2 separate regions of the Homo sapiens genome follow, and region 1 is linked to region 2. A link is a loop called in an ENCODE intact Hi-C map of the cell type or tissue named here. Cell type or tissue: prostate gland. All regions are shown on one strand. Links, peaks and the distances in the headings refer to the core of each region. The heading gives the core; the rest is flanking DNA. Region 1 has its middle 110 kb from the start of LINC00269. Region 2 overlaps LOC105373242 (a long non-coding RNA gene).

What was found. Peaks named below come from ENCODE experiments on the same cell type or tissue, not always from the same donor. Only the 100,000 strongest peaks of a DNase experiment are listed, where the experiment ranks them.
Region 1: a loop joins it to region 2, with 3 times the contacts of the local background. A loop is called at or near these places in 12 of 110 quality-filtered maps.

The regions. Positions count from the first base shown.
Region 1 is chrX:69,284,788-69,287,688 of GRCh38, reverse strand. No RefSeq gene overlaps it. Among named protein-coding and RNA genes, the nearest start is that of LINC00269, 110 kb to the right of the region's middle. RefSeq lists an enhancer at 710-1,691. In prostate gland, for the core only: a CTCF peak has its summit at 1,502 (motif pointing right); DNase peaks (open chromatin) are centred at 1,568 and 2,198; H3K4me3 peaks cover 431 bases; H3K27ac peaks cover 629 bases.
Region 2 is chrX:69,059,203-69,062,103 of GRCh38, reverse strand. The region is part of intron 5 of LOC105373242 (a long non-coding RNA gene); the gene reads left to right. Among named protein-coding and RNA genes, the nearest start is that of PJA1, 100 kb to the left of the region's middle. RefSeq lists an enhancer at 452-1,353. In prostate gland, for the core only: a CTCF peak has its summit at 1,221 (motif pointing right); a DNase peak (open chromatin) is centred at 1,223.

The DNA.
Region 1 (2,901 bases), core at 118-2,617, 230 kb before region 2:
TAAAACAAAATTACGGACTAGGTACCAGGGAATGTTCTAAGTGCTTTTTACAAATGTTAACTCATGTAATCCTCACAACAGCTCAGTGATGTGAATACTATTACCCCCATTTTGCAGATGAGGAAATTGAGGCAGAGAAAAAATAACTGACAGACTCAAGCACCTAACTGACTCAAACCAAAGACACTCTTTGCCTTCTTTCTGGTTCATTTCCCTAGCTGGGTGACCCTGCCTCCTCCACCCCACACCTTTCAGGGCTTCGTTCTCCTTCATGGCTTTCTCAGCACTGGGCAAGGTATCTCCTGCCTGAGACAGGCTGCCTCCTTGAGGTGCCCTTCACCTCCCTGTGCTTCCTCCCCTCCCTCCCCTCCTCTCTGGGGGAGCTGAGCCAGGCTCAGGTTTCTCCATTTCCAGGCTGAGTCTCCTGCCTTGAGCTGGGCTCACTGAAGAGAAGAGATCTTGCTGACCTTGCACTTTCCATCCACTCTGGGGCTCTGGGCTTTGAATGGACACATAAGGAGTTCTGCACCCCCTGTCATGGTGAGGGACTGAGGAGGGCGGCTGGCCTCTTGCCCTGGACCTCTGGCGTGGAAGAAGTTACCCCAGTCCCACTGAGCGGGCCTGAGTTTGAAACCCACAGGCGTCTCTGTGCAGATCTGGGGCAGAAGTATTGCTGAGGGCACTGGAGGAGGAGTTGGGGCCAAGGGCTGGGTGGGATGTCCACCTGATTATAGTTGCAAACCCCTTCTCCACACGACAATGGAGTACTTACTAATTCTCCCTTGCGTTGGACTAGTTTCTTCCTCAAGCTCTCTCTTTTGGAATGATAGAGTTAGAGTGTTAGAGATAGAGATAGAGTGTAGAGGGCTGGATAGACCCTTAGAAATCATTGAGGCCAAGTCTTTTGCTTCCAGATGGGGAGCCTGAGGCCCAGAGAGGGCAAAGACATGCTCAAAGTTGCACAGCAAGACAGCCATGGAAGCAAGTTGGAACCCAGGGTTCTTGACTCTTCCCGGTAAGTGTCTTATCCAGCTCAGTTCCACCCCTCACTGTGGACAAGAACCTCTACACTCCGCCGCACACACACACGCACACACAAACACAGGCTGTGCGCTATGGCCTAGGGAAGCAGGCCCTTGGGAGTGAAGTGGGAGGCACCCAGAGGCTGATGAGAGGCAGAGGCCAGGATAAGGACGGAAACTGTGCCGCTGGGGTGAGCGTGGCATTCGGAGGCGTGGATGTGCGCTGGTTTTTTTGTGCCTTAGAGCCTCCAGCCCATGCCTTGTGAGCCACCCTTGCAAGGGTGGGAGAGGCCAACGAGAAACGCCCAGGCTCACTATTGAGGTCTTTACTGATGCTTGAAGGGTTTGGAGGCCTCCAGCAAAGTCACTGACCCACCCCCTGGATTTTCGTCGCACTCGTACCCTTCAGGTGTCCAAAGGTCCACCCCGTGCACCCTTTCCCCCAGTTTTCTAGACCGCCGCTGCGGCCGGGTGAGCCAAGGGCCATGGCCACAAGGGGGCACTGGCGCTCCATGGCTCCAATGGGCGTGGAGGCGCGCACTTTCTGCCGGCGTTGGCGGGGGGGGTGCGGGGGCAGCAGGAGTTTGCATTCGGCTCCCCCACTCCTGGCACCCTCCCCATTTCCTCTTGGAAGCCTCCCTAATCCTCTTATGCCGAGGGTCACATCCCTGGGCCCGGGGACGAGGTGTTTCATTTTCAATTCGCCCCCACTGCCCCTGGGGGAGGTCCGTGAAACGTGGGGAGGGGAGTCCCCTGGGCTGAAGCCCTCTTCCCTGCCCCTCTGCCCACCCCTTTCCCTTGCTCTTGTCTTCAGCTTGTCCCTTTTTTGGGTGTATCTCTCCTACCTGCCCTCCCTCCACTCCCCGCCTGGTCAGCCTTCTCCCTTCTCAGAGCCCACGTTCCATCTCCTCTCCTCGGACCTTTCCCCTCCTTTCTTCCTTATCAGCTTTCAGCTTTCACTCCCCGCTTCTCTCTCCCCCCTCCTGCTCCTCTCCCCTTGTCCTCCTCTCTTCTCCCTTCTCTTCTCTCCCCTCCTCCTTCCCCCTTCTCCATTCTCTTCTGCTTTCCCTCTCCTTTCCCTCTGCCCTGGCTCGGGCGGCCTCTCCCTGGAGGAGTCGGGATGTTAGGGTGGAGTGGGCCTTGGCCCTGCCTCTTCCCAGGGCTGTGGGCTCGCTCCCAGGTTTTGCGGGTTGAGACAGGGAGTGAGGGAGGGAACATCCAGCGCTGCTGGAATCTGGGAGTGGAGGCAGCTGTGGGTCAGAAACCCTCCAGTCCTCTTAGCAAGTGCAGCCTTTTCTGGAGGGGAGGGAGATTGAGAATCCAGAGACCTGGGGCCTGATCCCAGCTCCGGCTCTGACCTCTGGCCCTGGCCGTGTGACCTTTCCCATCCTCTCCCTGGGCTTCAGTTTGCCCCTGAAGACAATGGAGAGGTAGATATCTGAGGACTCTCCCAGTCCGTCCTCTATTTTTTTCATTTTTCAGTGGTGACTGTCAATCCCAGGAGGCCTGAGCATGGCTTCTCCCAGATTCACCCTCTGTCCCCATGGCCCCCTTTAAAATGCTAGGGGCCACTGGTGTGACAGAGAGGAGTCTGTCTGTGTCTGTGAGTTGCACTGGAAGAGGGACTGGGGTTGGGTGTGGGCCCTGATGTCAGCATGTTGGGGAATCTGTCTGGCATAGTTGCTCCCTGACTCTGAGGATCTGGGCAGCTCTTGGTGCCTGGAATTGTAGAATGTCAGTGCTGGAAGAGGTCTGGGGCAGAGATAAGTCAAACACCAATATATGGGACCACTGTGGTCCTCACTCCACCCTCCAGCTCTACCCCAGGGTACACACCCAAGGGCCATTGCCTGCCTTTCACCTCTTAGCTTCCAAAAGA
Region 2 (2,901 bases), core at 91-2,590:
CTCACGCAGCTCCAGGAGAAAATTCTCCTCTGCCACCCCCAGAACATGGTTCCTCCGTCCCTGGCTCAAACCCTGAATCTTGCTTGGAACAAATGCAATGAGAGTGTCCAGCACTGAGAAGGCCTTTAAGACCCATTGCCCCCCTGTTCTGGATGCCCAGGGCATAGGGCCCCTGCCCTCATGGAGATCGTGCTTTAGTGGGGGAGACAGAAGAGCTCAAATAGAGGTACATGCTGTGAAGGAGCTATTTTCACAGAAGAAGCTAAGGCTATTTTCAATCAGGTGGTGAGGAATTCTTCCCATTGGACACTTGGGGAGACAGAGGAACAGACTGACCCAAGGTCATCCAGCAAGGTTCTGGGAGAAATCAGGACAAGATGGGCACGGCAGCTCTCACGCCTGTAATCTCAGTACTTTGGGCGGCCAAGGCGGGCGGATCATTTGAGTTGGAGACCAGCCTGGGCAACATGGCAAAACTCCATATCTACAAAAAAATACAAAAATGTTCCAGGTGTGGTGGCATGCACCTGTAGTCCCAGCTACTTGGGAGGCTGAAGTGGGAGGATAGCTTGAACCCAGTAGGTCGAGGCTGCAGTGAGCCACGATCTCACCACTGCATTCTAGCCTGGGTGACAGAGTGAAACTCTGTCTCAAAAGAACCACCCCCCCGAAAACAAACAACCAAACAAACAAACAAAAAAGAAAAAGCGAGAGGCAGATCCCAGAGGTCTACAGCCCTGTGCACTGAGCTGTCTCCAGGGGCTCCTCAAATTGTCTCATTCACCTTGTCCTGTTTGTACCCACACCTCCACATGGCCCCGTGGCATCTCAGCTCTTCCCTCTCTTGGGCAGCAGAGGCTTCTGGGATGACCTAAAGGTTTAGGTCATCCTGGAGTCGACCCAGGGCTCCCTTGGGTTCCTGTGCTGTTGCAGGGAGGAGGCTTGGGGCCCTGGGCAGTGGGAGTGTGTTGGGGGCCGGGAACTTGCACGGGCAAATGGTGTCTGTGAAAACATTGGCTGCTGACAGCTCCAGCCAACAAGGCCCCCACAGTCCAGATGTGGCCTCACCCACCTCCCTCCTGCAACAGCAGATTTACAAAGAACCACACAGCCCATCTCAGAGAAACAAGATTGCAGGGTTGGAAGGGGCAGGAAGGACCACCCAGTCCAAGCCATGGGAAGCTAATGGCTCTGTCCTCTGCCTTAAAGGTTGTTTGAACAGCAGGGGTCACTCCTGGGCTGAGAGTGTCCTGGGAAAGGTGAGGCCTTGGCTTTCCTAGTCAAATGTTCCAGGTTTCCTACCCAGAAACGAGAACTGAATCCAGGGGTGGAACCCATGGCCTGACTCTCCCAGCTCTCCCAGGAGGGAGTGGGCTCCTTGCTCCTGCAGGTGTGTGGGCAAGGACTGCACTCCCAGAGCAGACCAGAGGCATGCTGTATAGGGCATTCTGGCATTTGATAGGGGTGGAACCTGAGGCCTTCTTTCTGATTCCTGCCAAATCCACCACCCTAGGCCCCAAAGCCTGCTGGCTCTCCTTGCTTCGAGATGCAGGGCACTCCAGTCCACCCCCACCTCCAGCAGCAGGACAGTCTGGAACCTGCTTCCTCCAACCTCCCCTTAACTAAGTGGGCCCAGCCCTAGGTCTTGATGGGAGCATTCTCTCCCCCATCCCCCACCAACACTTCTCCTAATGCATCCTCTCTGGCCCGGCTGAGAACTGCAGACGGCACTGTGACATGAGGGGAGATAAGGGGGCTCTCACATTTCCCCCGGCTGGGCTCCTGGGCCGCCAGCATTCACGCTGGCTGATTTCAACATGAAAGGGCCCCTTGAGAAGGAGAGCCCCCTCCCTTTCCCCCTTCCCTCTGCTAAGCCCCACTCCGCAGCTAACCACTGTCTGAGCCGCCCTCTTTCTGGAGCAGCCGCTCGCCTGCCTGCTAAGCCTTCCCCCAACTGCTTCAGCCTCACCTCGGCCACCTCCATCCTCTAGGATGGGAATCCCCAGCTCTCCTGCTATACACACACACACACACACACACACACACACACACACACACACACAGGGCTGCTTCCCCACCCCCTCCCCCCACCAGTGCTATATTAGAGAGAAGAAACAGGGAGTGGGGATTGCAGTCTCAGCCGGTGACACAAGGTTGGGGGGGTGGGGGTGGTCTGGAGATACAGGGGAGTTGACCAACCACAGGCCACTACGTTGAACAAATCTTTGTGGGAGACTGCCCAGAAGAGAGGAGGTCTCCCAGCCCCAAATGCAGAGAGAGGCACCAGGATGTTTGAGGACCCAAGGGCTAAACACCCAGGCTCTTTTCCTTAACTGCCTGAGACAAGCACCCTTCAAAAATCCACTGAAACATCTCATGTTTCTGCCACCAGAGGCCTTCCAGGTATCTGCCCTAAATCTTTTACATTGCAACTTTTAAAACCTTTTATTTTGAACTAATTTTAGACTTATAGAAATATTGCAAAAAATAGAACAGATTGCTTTCGTACACCCCTCACCTAGTTTCCTAATATTAATATCTTACATAACTATGGTACAGTGATCAAAACCAAGAAATTAACATTGGTTCAGTACTATTATCTGAACTACAGATCTTATTGGAATTCCCTATTTTCCCCCGTCACATCTTATTTTCCGTTCCAGGATCCTGTCCTGAATCCCACATTGCGTTTAGTTGTTACTTCTCCTTAGTATTTTCCAATCTATGACAGTTCCTCAGTCTTTTGTCATCTTTCATGATCTTCATACTTTTGAAGAGTGCTAGTCAGGTATTTTATAGACAGTCCCTTGATTGAGGTTTGCTTGATATTTTCTCATGACCTGAGGGAGGCTATAATTTTTGGCAAGAATACCACAGAAATGGTGTTGGGTCCATCTCAGC